2 separate regions of the Homo sapiens genome follow, and region 1 is linked to region 2. A link is an interaction called in ENCODE POLR2A ChIA-PET data of the cell type or tissue named here. Cell type or tissue: PC-9. All regions are shown on one strand. Links, peaks and the distances in the headings refer to the core of each region. The heading gives the core; the rest is flanking DNA.

Region 1 (8,345 bases), core at 326-8,325, 60 kb before region 2:
CAATGATTCATTCATTCCACATTTATTTAGTGCCTACTGTGTTCTTTAAAACTTCTCCTTGGCCGGGCACGGTGGCTCACGCCTGTAATCCCAGCACTTTGGGAGGCCGAGGCGGGCGGATCACGAGGTCAGGAGATCGAGACCATCCCGGCTAAAACGGTGAAACCCCGTCTCTACTAAAAATACAAAAAATTAGCCGGGCGTAGTGGCGGGCGCCTGTAGTCCCAGCTACTTGGGAGGCTGAGGCAGGAGAATGGCGTGAACCCGGGAGGCGGAGCTTGCAGTGAGCCGAGATCCCGCCACTGCACTCCAGCCTGGGCGACAGAGCGAGACTCCGTCTCAAAAAAAAAAAAAAAAAAACTTCTCCTTATTTGTTTTGTGATTGCATGTTCTCATCTTCACTAACTCTAACAATTTTGACTTACTCTAGAATCCTCATATCAATCAGTAGAGTGTATATGAGTGCTGAATTGAACTGAAGAATTATTAGTGTGTTACATACTCAGTATTTTTTTTCTCTAACCATGCAGACACTATTTTTTAATGTATAATTTTCCTGAGTAGTCACTCAATTATGTTTAATCTCTATTCTTGTTGAGGCAGTTTCACTAAAGAAAGCCATAAACCCATGAAGAGTTTGTAGCAAGTCCATATTAGCCATGATGCTATAGCAGTGAGTTGACATCAGAGAGAGGGAGCTACAGAGATTTGTAGAGCCGAGGCACTGTAGGTCTTTACTGATGCCACTTTGGGGAAACAGCTCAATGGACAGCCCAGGAATAGGAGTGTCATGGGGACACAGTCAATCACAGCCCAGTGTGGACAGTCTTAGAAATTTTAGACATTGTAGACTTTTAAACAGGCTTTAGCTCAAGTCCAGCAAAGGCACAGGAATAACGTGAGGAAGACTTGGAATTCGCTCTCACCCCTTGTCTACCTATCTCCCTTTTCATTTGTTTTGGTACCTTTCACTTTTATGGATTTCCATAGCTTAATGTTAGCCTCTCCCTGCTTTTTGTTTTGGAGAGATGATTATTAAATGAAGTTGGACTTGTAATTGCTGAGTATACCTAGAAATATATTCATTTCCAAAATGCTTTCATAAATATTATTTATACATCCAACAAATATTTATTGAGTATCTCATTCTATGACAGACACAGTGATACAAACACAAATACAATAAGATCCCAACCTCTAAAGAACATACAGTTGAGAGAAGAAGGCAGAATCCTATAAAAATAAGCACCATAGAGCTGGTGACGCCATGATCAAAAGGAGTTATAGGAAGTGGAAAGGGGACCTAGGTAGGAGGGTGATGTCTGACTGTGAGCCACAGACATTCTTTTATTTGCCTACAGGTGTTGTTGTTGTTTTTAATTGCTACCATGTTTAAAAATACACAAAAACACACAAAAATAAAGATATTCAGCTTCTCAATAAAATAGAAAGTCTTGCAAAGCTGGGCCCTGATATCCACAAGGTCACAGAGCTGCCCTCTCTATGCAAAGAAGTGATTTTTACATAGAGACAGGCTCCATCGCCTCTAACACTACGTACACTCTATTTACACCCAGTTATCTTCACTCAGTCCCTGACCTAGAGGAAGAAATGACAACATTGCATGCCATGCACATTTCTTTGCAAAAGTAGATACCCCGATACCCCCAACTGAGCCTAGCTTTTGAGTCATTCTTGCCCATGCAAAGAAATGTGGGATTTACTCTGAAGGCAGTGACAGGAACTAAAGAGATTCACATAAGAGAGTATGGCAATTTGATTTAGGTTTTTTAAAGAATGATCACTGTGGTGCCCATGTAGAAGTAGATTGGAATGGGTCAAGACCAGAGACAAGATTATCTGAGGATGTATAAAAATCTACTCAAGAAATGAAAAAAAGCCTCAAATAAAGTAATAGCAGTGAAAATGGAGAGGGAGATGCATAGAATATAGTTATTTAATGAAATTGGATGATAATAACGGAAGAGAGAGTTGGAACAATGATGAACTACGAATTCAGATTTAGCAGCCTAGTATATGGGGTCATATCACTCACTAAATGGTAAAATGTAAGGATAAGATGTAGAACAACAATAAAAATCAATTACTCTAGACTTGGTTTAGTCCAAGTATGTTATCTAGATGGAAATACTCCTTACATTTTCTCATTGTTAAAATTAGTGAATATTAAAATTTAAAATAAGGATAAAACTCTTAACTATTTCATAGAATTGATATAAGGATTCCAAGAGGTAATTCATGAAAACTGTTCAGCACATGGCATAATTGTGACTCAAACAGCTGGAGATGACTTGAATAGCCAGGGATTAGAATGCTCTGGAGGCTTCTTTACTCACATGCCTGACACCTGGGCAAGAATGACTCAAAAGCTAGGCTCAGTTAGGGGTATTGGGGTATCTATTTTTGCAAAAATGGAAGAAACAATCTCTCTCATTCCCCATATTTTTCTGAAATGGCCCTTACTATTCTCCCACCAAGAGTTGTAGTCTAATTCCCTTCAAATCTCGGCTGGCCTAAGTGACTCATATGTAAACTATAGAACACAGAGAAGGTGATGCTTCCTGACTACTGAGGCTGGTTCATAAAAGGCCATGCTCATTCCACTCAGTTCCTGTGTAACACCCCTCCAGTCCCTCCAGCTAGGACTGCTCCCTCTCAGAAAACAGCCACTGCACTGTGAAGAAGGCAAAGCCACATGGAGACCACCTGTGAGTACTCCAGTGGGCACCCTCAACTGAGCCTGACCTGTGAGTCATTTTTGCCCAGGTGTCAGCCATGCGAGTTAAGAAGCTTCCAAAGCATTCTAATCCCTAGCTATTCAAGTCATCTCCAGCTGTTTGAGTCTCTGATCTGATGCCCCAGACATCATGGTGCAAAGAAAAACACTCTGGCATTGCTCTGTCTGCCTACTCTCCAAATGTTCTGTCATGAGGCACATTCAGAACCCAGAAGGTATTCAGTGAAAAGCCCAAGTCGCATGCAGAGGTTTGACTGTGTCCCCACCAAATCTCACTCTGAATTGTGATAATCCCCATGTGTTAAGGGCAGGGCCAGGTGGAGTTAATTGAATCATGGGAGTGGTTTTGCCATACTTTTCTTGTGGTAGTGAATAAGTCTCATAAGATCTGATGGTTTTATAACTGGGACTTCCCCTGCACAAGCCCCCTTGCCTGCCGCCATATAAGACATCCCTTTGTTCTTTCTTTGTCTTCCACCATGATTGTGAGGCCTCCCCAGCCATGTGAAACCATGAGTCCATTAAACCTCTCTGCTTTATAAACCACCCAGTCTCAGGTAGGTCTTTATTAGCAGCATGAAAACAGACTAATACAAGATGTCACATGCTGATTCCTGTCAACAGCCCCAGTGGAGCCCAGACTTTGAGTCATCACAGCTACCCCATGAGACATGTGAGTGAAGAAGCCTCCGGGTAATTCCAGTCCCCAGCCACGTGAGTCAGCTCCAGTTGTGAGAGTTCCAACTGAGGCCCTCAACATAGTGGAGCAGAGACAAGTCATCTTCACTTTGCCTTACCTGGATTCTTGACCTACAGAAACTATGGACATAAAAAATGGTTGCTGGCCTCCAAAGTGCTGGGATTACGGGCATGAGCCACCACACTTTTTAAAGTGTCCTGTTAGGCACTTTAAAAATCATTAGTATTATTCTTACAGTTTTCTATTTTATAACACAGAAGAGTGGTCTGTCTTGAAGGTATACACATAATATATGAGTCCTTGTCAAATAAGCCCTGAAAGACATGGGGATAGATAAATTAATCCAAGCAGTTTGTGGAATGCAAAGATAAGAAAAAAGTGTAGAATTCTGATAAACCCAAATGTTAAGGGGGAAAAGAGGACAAAATGGAAACAAACACACACACACAAAAATACAATCAGAGGAGTAAGAAGACCAGGAAAGAATAACAACATGGAAATAAAGATTGAAGAGAGTTTCTTTAGGAAACATGTGATCAGCATGTCAAAACTACAGAGGATGTAATTACAAACATCTAAAAATTATCCACTGAATTCTAGTAGTTATATTGAGGGAAAGAGTGGGAAATAGGTAGGTGATAAAAAATTAGCCTAGCTTTTTTTTTTTTTTTTTTTTTTTTTTTTTTTTTTTTTTTTTAGATAGATTCTCACTCTGTTGCCCAGGCTGGAGTGCAATGGCACGATCTCAGCTCACTGCAACCTCCACCTGGGTTCAAGTGATTCTCATGCCTCAGCCTCCAGGTAGCTGGGATTACAGGCATGTGTCACCATGCCAAGCTAATTTTTGTATTTTTAGTAGAGACAGGGTCTCGCTATGTTGCCCAGGCTGGTCTTGAACTCCTGGCCTCAAGTGATCCACCTGCCTCAGCATCCCAAAGTGCTGGGATTACAGGCATAAGCCATTGTGCCTGGCCCATAATTTAGGCAAGTTCTTTAAAAAACACCTTGACAGTTAAAAGAAAGCCTCCTTCAAACATGGGACCTTACAGTAGAGAGCAAGAGCAAGAGTGGAGTGGAGCTTTTTAGATTTATTTTATAGATGAACCAGACTTGAATATGTCCTGGGCTGCAAGGAGGTAGCCAGAGGGGAAAGATGTTTAAAATACTCAAGAGACAGAGAGGAGTGAGGAATAGATAGATACAGATATAGATATAGATATAGATATACAGATATATAGATAAAATTTATATTAAGGTGAGGAGAATTACTCAGGATTCCTGAACAGTAGGCCAGTAGCCTTTGTAGGAGATTATAGGTATGATCCTCTTACTCAACGATATAAATAAATAAATGAATAAATAACCCATTTGCAAAATTCTTCACATTTTAAATAGTTTGGTAATACAATGGAAGAAAATAATGTTATAAGATTTTATTTGGTTTGGATTCAGAGTAACTTCTAGAACTCTGTTGTTGGTAGGGTTTCCAAATAATTTTCAAAAATTTCACACAATGTTTAAATAGTATAGCTGTATCTAGTATAATTTCATTATAGATTTGTATCCATATATACACATGCATGTACTCATGCATTAAACACCTACTGACATATACATACACGCTTACTTATACTTTTGTGTGTGATGTGTGAAAAATGTTTGGAAGAATATATTCTGAGATGTTAATGGGGTTGTCTCTGGATGGTGAGTTTATAGGTTATATATTTTCTCTTTATGATTTTCTATGTTATACAATGAGCACATTTGAATTTTTTAATAAAAAATTAAGAGCCAGAATAACAAAGATAATTTTAAATAATATTTTTAAGGTTCTTTTGCATTTTGATGCAGAAAAAGATTTTTCACACCCTCTCTTAAATCAGAGAAATTAAAATAGAGCTCTTTTTCAAAAAAACATGCTTTGTCTTCTAATGAAGGACAAGCTACTTTGGATGAGATCATTATTTCCAAAATCATATTGAATTTACCTCCCTTACTTAATGCAAAAGAACACTGTTCCTAACATTCTTACATTTACCTATAAGAGCAATATTATAGGTACACAGAGGGCCTTTCAATATGCATTGTACTTGACATATGTAATACAATGGAAACGAACTACAATAATAATTGTGCACATGTACCCTAAAACTTAAAGTATTATAATAATAATAAAATAAAAAATAAAAAGAGAAAGAACCAGGAGAGTGTTTTCTTATAGCTTCCTGTTAAATAGCTATTATTTTATTGGTTTAGCTTTGTTAATTCTTTCTTTAAGCTATGGATAACAAGTGCAACATATTCTTATTTTTTTACATAGTTAAAACAGAATAAATGAATGTGTTGTCTGAGAGAGAAAAAAGAGAGAGAATAAACACAGTCGAAGATGAAGCTCCATAAATTTGAATGAACTTCACATTTTCTACTCAGAGGAAATGTTCAAAATATAAATAGTATTATGCACCATCACTGATGTAGGCAAACCATGAACTATATTTTAGCAATAGTTATCAATCAGGGAAGACTTGAAAGAACAAATTCTCTCAAAGTCTTGCCCAGTCTTACCTTTTTAGATGTCTTTCAAAAGAGAATCTTGAAGAGAGAAAACATTCTAAAAAAAAAAAAAAAAAAAAGGCAACAAATAACTACCAGGCTGATGTACTATCTCCAGTTTAGTTCTTCAAAACATTTCATCAGGAACACTGATCTAAATTACCCCCAAAATTTTATATTATAATTTTTCAAAGCAGGGTTTTAAGAGTCCCTTAAGTCAGTGCCTTGTAACCCCATATGATTGATGTCTGACACAATCTTGACAGTCATCAGAATTTTAGTGGACTCCTTTCATTTATTTTGCAGGTATCAGGAAAAGCATTTGGGGTACTGCCTTTATTGAGAGACATTACAAATGATTGAAGACAGGAAAGACTGCACTCCTAATAATGGTGAAGCACTTTAAAATATGTATAACCTTTTAAACGATGTTCAGGTATAGCTAGTGGAAAATCAGGTAGTTCCAGGCAGCTACTGCTGCCTAACTACTCTCACTTTCTCTGGAAACCAGTGAGCATTCTGATTTATAGTTCTCAGGCAAAGGGTGTCTTCCAACCCCAAGTGACTGTCTTCTCCATTTCACACCTTTACACCTGAACATTCTCAAATTGTTTCTGAAAATCACATAGCACAATTGGAAAATCTGAGTTCCTCAATTCCAGGAAGGGTCCACTGTATATAAGGTTGACATGGAGATGCTTCAGATTCATATTTATTCTAGAAGAATCCAATCTCAGAATGGATACCAAATCTTTGTGCAAGGGAGTATGATCACAGTCTTTTCCAATTACAGTTTGTGACAAGACTAGAATATATATATTCTGTGATAATATTAAAGTGCAGTTAAGATACTTTCATTGAATTTCTGGTTGTTTTGTGAAATATTTTAACAGCATCTTCTGTTCAATTCATTTGCACCTTCAAATATACTCTATGGAATCCAATTTGGAATTTATGTAACATAGATAAATATCAAGTAAGAAATATTCTCAGAGTATAATCTTCTGTATGTTATTTTAATTAATATTCACAACCATCTCTTAGATTCCTGTGGGAAAGAGGACAAACAGCAAATACATGATTTAAGTCAACTCTAGATATTGGTTCCATTTCTCTTTCCTTAATGACTTTTTTTTACCTTAAAGTCTCTACCCACCCATATATAAAGCCTTATAAATACTCCAAGGTAGCATAATTGACTGATTTAAATTTCAACTCTTATCTCTCAATCTTGGTAAAATGCTACTATTTAACATAATGTTTAAAAGGCAAGATACAAGGAAAAAACAAGTCATCAAATGTCTGCATAACCCACAAACTAATTAATCAATCCCCAGAAATAAAAAGTTGGTGCTAACAGTAATTGATTAGACAACCTTTTCAAAATATTTTTTAAAAAGAAAACAGGGATGTAAATTTAAATTAAATATAAATATAATTTGAAAGTTTCATAGAATGTAGATGTCAGTGGGGCCATACATTACATGCTGTATTCATCCTGAGTATGCCTTTACTTTTTCAAGAAATGTATTTGATTAGAACATCTCTGCAAAAGGCAGCCAATTATTTTTTGTACTAACAGCGTTACAGAAAGATCTGCTTTGCCAAAAGTCCCTTTTCTTCTGCCTTTAATCTTCAACAAATGATCAGCTCTCAGTTGACACTGAAACATTCGTCTTGCCTTTTTTATTATCACTATAAAACTTGACAAATAGCTCTCTCCTGTCTTGCTTCTTCTGCTTACCTCCCTATCTGCTATGTAAATGGTATACACACATTTAGTACTTTGTATATGTTCTCTGAGTTCTAACATCTATTTAAACAAAAATAAGTTCTTTATAAATGATTTCAAGTTTTGGACTTATGTTGCTTCAGTTTAGCAATCTTCTGGCTCTGCGTAAACTCTGCAAAAGAGCTGTTCTTGAGTGCTTGCCTATGTTTCCATGCAGAATGTAGGCTTATTCATATCTACAAATAACGGAGCATTAAAAATAAAATAATTTTCTGATTAGGATGAGTCACTTCCAGTAAAAGCAAATGTCTCGGTAAGAACATGAAACCTATATTGACTGAGAGCATTTGCCTCTGTGTCTTGGTCATGGTGGTCTGGGGTGGGCCTGGTCTGGCCTATGAGTCAAAGATGCTTACTGATCATATTTATGCCACAGCAACCTGTTTTGGGGATCACCAGTGCCATCCCATAGTCTCTGCTTCTTGAGATTTTGAACTGTTATACATCTGTTCTTACGATTTCTTAATGATCCAGTTTTAAAAAGCGTAACATATGACTCATTATACTGCTTGTGTAATATATGCATAATGAGTTTGGAAGCA
Region 2 (8,345 bases), core at 337-8,336:
AAGAGTAACTAGTGAAAAATAGTTACTCATAGTGCTTTTGCCCCCAAATGAACCAATCTGTCTAACACAATAAAGACAGATTTCTGTTAAAAACGTGGTCATGTTACAGCTCTAACTACCTAAAGAACCAGGATCAAACTGTGAAAGCACATGTCTCCTGAAATGTAAATTAAAAATCAATTTTCTTTTTTTTTTTGAGATGGAGTCTCACTCTGTCACCCAGGCTGGAGTGCAATGGCTTGATCTCGGCTCACTGCAACCTCCGCCTCCCGGGTTCAAGCAAGTCTCCTGCCTCAGCCTCCCAAGTAGCTGGGATTACAGATGCCTGCCACCATGCCCAGCTAATTTTTGTATTTTTAGTAGAGATGCGGTTTCACCATGTTGGTCAGGCTGGTCTTCAACTCCTGACCTCAGGTGATCCACTTGCCTCAGCCTCCCAAAATGCTGGGATTACAGGCATGAGCCACCACACCTGGCTTATTATTTTTTAAAGACAGGGTCTTGCTCTGTCACCCAGGCTGGAGTGCAGTGGCACAATCATAGCTCACTGTAGCCTTGAGCTCCTGGCCTCAAGCAATCCTCCCGCCTCAGCCTCCTGAGTAACTGGGACTACAGGCACATATCACCATGCCTGGCTGATTTTTAAATTTTCTGTAGAGAAAGGGTCTCATTTTGTTGACTAGGCTGGTCTCAAACTCCTGGCTTGAAGCAATCCTTCCACCTCAACCATTTAAATAAAGTGCTGGGATTACAGGCATGAGCCACTGTACATGTTTTTATGGTGCATTACCTCCTTTAGTCAGAAAGATAAATCACTATTGCAATTCAGGTGGCTTTCTAGTGGCTTCAGACAGCAATGGACTTTCAAAGGTGAAAGTCACTTCCAATCAACAATAATTTATCAAATTATGTATTTAAAATAAACATATATTTCATCTAAACTAGGGAAACTATGTGTCTGAAATGTTGTATCATTCCCTTCCCCAGTGATTTAAGAGGAAAGAAGCTTACTGGTTCCATTACATTCAATGGAGAAGGGCATGACAAGTTATCAGCGCTTCTACTGCCACACATTCCCTGAAAAGGTAAGAACAATATATATATGTATATGTGTGTGTATATATACATACATGCATATATAATTATAATGTACATATATATTTTTTCAAATCACAAGACTTTTATAATAAAATTAATTGGCTAATTAGTGCCTGGAAGCATCCCTTTATGTCACAAAGGTTACTCTCAAGTGTCACAGATCCCATAAAATGCATTATTGTGAGTTAAAACTGATACAATATGCAAAAAGGATGTTCTAGTTCTCCCGTCACCAACATACACTTCTCAGAATGATAAATCAAAACCATGTTGAAAAGTACATTCATTAGCAATACAGAACATCCTTAGTCTATGCTATACATATATGTGTTTATACACCATTGTTTATTCTACTTCATTTATAGTATATACACACATAATTGTATGTGTGTATATTCATCCATTTCTTTTTAACAAAATCAAATACATTGTTAAGGTAACAAAGAATAATTCACTATTTCAGCATTTCAAAGCAACATATTCTACAACTTCAAAGATATTTGCAAAAATAATACAACTGTTGAAGTTCAAATGTTATGGAAAGAAACATTAGAAGTATGAAAAGTGGTACAAAAACATGTTTCTTTTTATTCTCTTGGATATATATCTATATATTTAGGAAAATACATATATGTATGTGTATGTATATATATGTATGAAAATATACAGGTATCATTTGATTCCTTTAAAAACAAATGGAAAAGAATCCAAAATAAAGAAAAAGTTTAAAAGGAACACTTTTTTATTTAAAGGCATGAAAGAAAAAAAAACAGCAAAATATGCATCTGTGTTCTCTGCAGTTACATGCAACAATTAAAATTTACATTAGTCATATGTTAATTCACTAGCATTTTTCCTTTAAAAACCCTCAACTTTCGTATAAGCCCTTATTCTTTCCTGTTATTAAAATTTATCATTAAAAATTTTCAACATATTTCTAAATATACTATTTATGACAATTATTACAAATTGTACATTCAACTGATTTGTGGGAAAGCTCCTTAAACAGTATGCATGCTTTTAATACCATTAAAATAAATGACTTGAAATGAAGGCACACGTCCTAAATTATTGGAACATTATAAATAAACCTTTGGTGAAAACTCCGACCACCCTCCAGGTAGCGTACCATGAGTGCGGAGGAGCGGAAGGGTGAAGGCATGCGCACAGCACGAAGCTGCTCCTCCAGGCCCAGCAGGCGCTCCTCCAGCTGCAGTTCCAGGTCCTGAAGTTCCATTCGGACTGAATTTCTCAAACCCTGGAGCTGATCAACTTCAAACCTATTGGTATGGTGAAGGGCACAAAATTGGAAAAATGCAGTTTGGAGATTCCTAATCACAAATCTTTCAACAACTACTATATGCTAACAGAAGGCATGGAAATCTCAGGTTCTAGAAATTAGTACAATATCAACTACAATAGGTGTATCCACAAGGACATTAGTCTTTCTTCCCCTATCCTCTCACAAATATCTCAAACACGGGAAAGCAGGTTACCACTACCCTTAGGATATTGAAGGCATACAAGTTTACTTAGTAAAACACTATCTATGACTAATCTTATCTACACTGGTTCACAAAACAGATACAAGGTACACAGCAGTAGAATCAAAACCTAATTTTAAAAAATATAAGTTGAGAAGACTTTGAATGAAAAGCTTTTTGAGGTGTGCTAAGACAAAATGAACTTTTACCTCTCCTCCTCAGTCATATGATGATAAACCATGGTTTGCTGACGCAGCATTGCCAATTCTAAATCCATCATTTGTGTTCTAAACAAATTCAGGCTCCGCCTCATTACCTGGAGCTCCTGAAAAGTATTCTAGAATGCAATATAACAAAATTACACTTCTAAATTCTACAAATTATTTTGGAACACAAAGATGTAAGAAAGAACTTACTTCATAAAGAGGTAGAACAGATGATTTCTGAGTACTATATGGAGCAGCAGCAGGATCAGGTCCTCTCATCATAGGGTACTTCAAAAAAGTAAAAGTAGGATTAAAACCAATGTTAAAGTGAATACTTCCAAATCACTTAAGGGGTTAAAAGGCAGAATTTGGGGCCTATATATTTTTCTCTTTAAGACAAAAGGATCCAAAAAACCTTCATATTGTAAGCAGGAAAAAAGAAATCAGTTCCCAATGACACCTAGTACTGCTAGCTGTTCCAGGTATAAGTCAATCTACGTGGGAGGAGGAGGCGAAGGAACATAGTTCACATCTATTTCTTTCAGGACTTCCCTCTTGCGAAACTAAAAAAAAACAAAATCAAAACGCAAAAATGTAGAAGCCATTGCAAATATCATCATGAGATTATAGTGATTATTAACTTTGCTGGAGAGCAAGCAATCATTGTCGTCTTTCTCAGACATCTTAGCATTTCCTATATGCCACTATTTTAGGCAGTGAGATAAAAACATAAAAGGTATTCCCAGCCTTCAGGTGTTCTCACAGTGTAAAGAAAAATAAAGGAAATTTTAAAAAAATTCTAATACTGTGGAAGGAGTGCTATGATGAACACAGAAAAATTCAGATTACGTGAACTTTCCCAAAAGTGGTAACACTACTTGAACTGAGCCTTAACAGTAAATAGGGCTTGATTATGCAAAGAAAGGCAAAGACTGGGTGATCTCGGTTAAAAAAAAGTGGCTTATAGTCCCAGTACTTTGGGAGGCCAAGGCAGGAGGATCACTTGAGCCCAGGAGTTCAAGACTGCAGGGAGCCATGATTACACCACTGTCTCCAGCACTCCACGTGGGCGAGAAACAGAAACTTCATCTTTTTATTTTAAAAAAACAAAACACAAAATCAGCCATGTGCAGATACCTAAGAACACACAACTGTTTAGAGACCTGTGCACAATCCTACAGCTAAGGAATGAGGCTGGAGAGATAGTCAGAGACCACATCATAGAAAGCACCTGTCCACTAGTGTAGGGTGGGGTAGGCATGGGGAGATGTATTAGCTGAGTTATTGCTGGGATATCCAGGAGAAAGAGACCACAGCTGGAGCAGAAGAACTAGGTGGCCTAGAAAGATGCACCACGGTACTGGTGGACAGGGTCCTGGAAATCCCCAGCTTGACATAATCACAGCTGCAAGTTCCATCACAGACAGAACTATATTTTGTAAGGAGGAATAAGAAACACCCACATTCTGTTTAAACAGAAAACTGTTAGGGGACAATTGTCATGAGGATAAAACTTACAGTTAAGAGGAGGTATATCTTATTATAACTTGAGAAGTTACACCTTTGATTTTTACTTTCCAAGTGGCTCCCTGTCTACTATGTCATGATAAGAGGTCTATTACATTCATTCTAGGCCTCCTGACTCTTTGTTGAATGCTCTCATGACTATATTACATTGTCATTTTCTTCAATCCCTCAATTGTCTAAACATGATTCATTCAGAGAGAATGTTCAAGAAAATGTAAAAGGCAAAACTGAAGACAACGTACTTATTTTCAAAATTTTTTTGGGAAAATTATTTCCAGTCTACTAACAAATCTGAGAATGACTTTAAAAGTGACAAGACATACAGAGCATTTTAAATCAAATTCACACTTTACCTGATTTGTTATTTTCTGGTCTGGAGTAGTTCCAGTCTTTGAGTCCAGTGGAAGTAGACTAACTCTGTGCACAGCATCGAGGGTCAGTAGGTGAAGGGGAAAGCTTAGTCAGAGAGCTACGAGCAGAACCAGGAGAACGTGGTGCCACAGAAGCCAACAGGGAGAAAACTTGGAAAAGGAAAAGGTAGTCAACATGTTCAAATAGCAGAGAGAAAGAGAGAAAGAACTTTAAGAGGGAAGATTTTTTAATAATAGAAATGACAAAAGATTCTAGACTAAAACAAAGACAGTGGATGATAGACTAAAAATGGGAGGATACTTAACGAGAAAAATCTCTCCTCTTGGAAAGGAGACAGACTTGTGAGCAGAGAAATCGACTTTGATCAGGGTTAGTTACAGCTTCTCCCTTGAAACAGGAGGGAAGATAGAAAACGAAGGCAGATGCAGATTAAGTTTAGACATGTCAGAAAATAAAGCTGAGGTAGTTCATACTTGATGTGCCTTAGCTTCTCTGTGAATTAAAAAGTGCTCAGAGCAGTAAAAGAAAAAAGCTAATGATAACATACTTTTTCTCATACCTGTGAAAGATTCTGCAGTGAGTTTCTAATATCATGTAATACTCTTCGCAACTGCATTTCTATGGCTGAAGGAGGATTCACAGAGCACACTCGGTAAGGGTAGGTGGCATGTCTATGTGAGTAAGGACACCCGAAAGGGGAAGCGAAGGCACTACAAGTAGCCCCTGATATGTTGGGAACACTGTGAGTGCTCAGAGTTCTTGTGTGCTCACACAGGGGCCTTTCTTGCCACTCAGAGTGGATGGAATGAAGGGAACAGGTAGACTGAGACATTGGTGGTGGAGCAAGCCGTGAACAGGTAGGAGTCCTTCCATGATGGCATTCCTCCACCCGCGGCGCCTCACTCTGGGGGGCTTCTTCTTTCTTCACAGATGATGGAGAGATGAAAATGGTCGATTTAACTAAAGACTGACCATCATGTTCCATCACCCGCTTTTCCAATTCCTGCTCCTCTTCAGGTGTGTACTTATAGGTGAAGGAAGGTGGGCTGCATCTGGTCTCTTTTCCTGGAGATAATCGAACATTGACAGAGGACACAACCCTTACTGGGCTCAATAAGGTGGTTGGTAAAGACTGAGACCTTCTTAGAGGATAGCCAGCTTTTGCAAATAAGTACCTTTGTTTTAACAAATCTTTTGATTTTAGCAGGCTACGCCCCATCCTTTGATTAGACAGACTGCAAACCTTCATTTGAGCTCTTTGCAAAGCTGTATTAACTCTGTCCATGGAAGAGGGAGGCCCAGTTGTATTTTCAGAGCTCATATCACTGCATTTAGCTTCAATAGAAGCCAATGATTTCAGAATATGGTGTGTGGTATACTGAGTAAATTCACTTTCACTGCTTTTACCCACATCACTTTCAGCACTTGCTTCCCTCAGTAGCTCTACTGTCTCTGCTGGAAACAAATCCTCTTCCACTTCAGTAATTTCAATGATATGATCCCCTGGACTACAGGTGGACTGTTTAGTTCCTGTATTCTCAATGGTGTTGCACTGAGGGAAATCCTGGCTACCTGATTTTCTTTTGTCTGCAACTGCTGCTGCCTTCTCTAGTCCCTTCTGAAGAGGGACAAGAGACTCCTCCTCTGATTCATTAAAATAAGGCTGGTCTTGTGCTGTTGGTGTGGCAAGGTCTTCACCAAGTGACGTAACTGTTGTCTCACTGTCACAACTATCAGCACTACTCCCCATAGCCTGCAAGGACTCCTGAACCTGTGAAAAGAAAATAGGTGGAAAGATGAAGAATATATGTAAGAAGAGTCACTAACAAAATACCAAACCAACATGGTGCTTCTATAATTTCACTGTCTCCACTGCAGTTGTGGCCCTGCTGTTGCTCAAAATTGTTTTATTGCTCCTGAGCAGCAACCACATCCCTCCTTCCTCTCACTTTCTCACAAAGATTATTTCAGAACTTCACTGTTTTCCTAAAATTCCCTTTCCAACAACCTCCCCCTTTCCTTTCAATACAACACACTGACTCATAGAGAAAATGGACAAACACTTCCTAACATTCTTCCCCAACATCTAAAAACTTCCTTGTATCTCTCCCCATCATTCCCTCCTTCTCTCCATTCTGAAAGGAAACTCAAAGCGAATCCCTCCAACCTGGGTTCCTGATCATATCCTCTCCAAGACCAGGGTATCTCTCCAGTTTCAGCCCGGATTTTTCTGAATCAGTTCTTCTCTTACGGTTATTTCCCTTAGCTGAACACTTTCCCCAAGTCATTTCATGTTATTATAAAAGGACAAAAAGACCCCTCACTCTTAAGCTATCATTCATATTTGAAAACCAGTCAACATTCCTATCTTTTCTTCCATACCTTCTGAAAGTTTCTCCTCCATCTCCCAGTGTTTCTGTTCACTTAATTACTCTTTCTCAGTGAACTTACATATGCCTCTTGTCTGTTTACCCCTTAAATGCTATGTTCCTAAAGGCTCTTTGGGAGTTTTCTCATCCCAATTTTCTTTAGAATTTGCTTAAAAAATGTTTCAAATGCTTTTTCTGTGCATTCTGTGTACTCTACATATAGACTATATGCTTCTTGGGGATAAAGATGTGCCTGTTCTCTGGGTTATCTCACACAACCTAGTGTAAAAATCAGTATAACACTCAGCAAGCTATAGGTCCACAATTAATGTCAGTTATTAAATAGGCAAAACAATTACTGTAAAATAATGAAATATAATGATGGTTAAAAAAATAAGAAAAACAACAGACAAAACAGGTTAATGATCACAATAATCTCTGTTTACTGGTGGTCCAAAAATTAAGGGGAAGATAGATATTTTTAAAAACATATTCAGAGAGAAGAATTAATGAAATCTAAAATTTATAGTCAAATGCTTAGATAACATCTACATGCCAGGAGTTTTGTTCTGTCACTTGAAAAATAAAGATTATACAGACTCAATATTAAAATATATAGTAATACAAAAACCACCTTAAAATGAGGAAGTTAATCATAGTGCCTATTAGAACAGAAAATTTTACCTGAAGATGATTAAGGGATAGGCAGTCTGTAGAATCTTCAGCAAAACCACTGCTATCGGAATGCTGACTTGCAGTACGTAACAGATGATCTATGAATAAAAAAATGTGGCTATAAGAAACAGATGATCTATAAATAAAAAAAGTGGCTATAAGAAATTACTGAGAGCAATATTACTACAGAGATATGATTCCCAGCAGATATAAGATACACAATATTTGACTGCTTCTTAGAAAAATATGCATTACTTATGCAAAATTATGTCTTCAAAGTACAGGAGGTAACTCAAATTCAAACAAAAACTGTATCAGATCTTCTATTAGAATCTCTCGGTATTCGCTCATTAATTAAGCTCTAATTATAATCTATTTTGGTAAATCCAATCAATGTTTTATCCTTGGAGGAAAACTGAAGTAAAAGATGGCTCTAATAAAAACAGAAGTCCCAAAGTAAACCATTTCCATTATGTAAATATGTAAAGATATTTAGGAGGTAAATTTAGAAGTTCATATAGAGAGCATAGTGTGTAAAGATTTCTATTATCTTCCCAATTTAAAAAACACAGTTAGGGCTGGGCGCGGTGGCTCATGCCTGTAATCCCAGCACT

What was found. ChIA-PET counts read pairs that join two places held together with the same protein. Peaks named below come from ENCODE experiments on the same cell type or tissue, not always from the same donor. Only the 100,000 strongest peaks of a DNase experiment are listed, where the experiment ranks them.
Region 1: POLR2A ChIA-PET joins it to region 2 with 10 read pairs; 2 of 35 experiments call an interaction of 5 or more read pairs at or near these places.

What each region holds. Positions count from the first base shown.
Region 1 is chr2:181,972,943-181,981,287 of GRCh38, reverse strand. It overlaps a transcript of PPP1R1C not described here. Among named protein-coding and RNA genes, the nearest start is that of PPP1R1C, 8.7 kb to the left of the region's middle. In PC-9, for the core only: no CTCF peak of the experiment used is centred there; no DNase peak of the experiment used is centred there.
Region 2 is chr2:181,913,329-181,921,673 of GRCh38, reverse strand. It overlaps ITPRID2 (ITPR interacting domain containing 2), which reads right to left. Exons shown (of 18, transcript NM_001130445.3): 10 at 7,741-7,829; 11 at 5,247-6,458; 12 at 2,999-3,076; 13 at 2,792-2,919; 14 at 2,228-2,378; 15 at 1,012-1,077. Among named protein-coding and RNA genes, the nearest start is that of ITPRID2, 26 kb to the right of the region's middle. In PC-9, for the core only: no CTCF peak of the experiment used is centred there; no DNase peak of the experiment used is centred there; H3K27ac peaks cover 448 bases.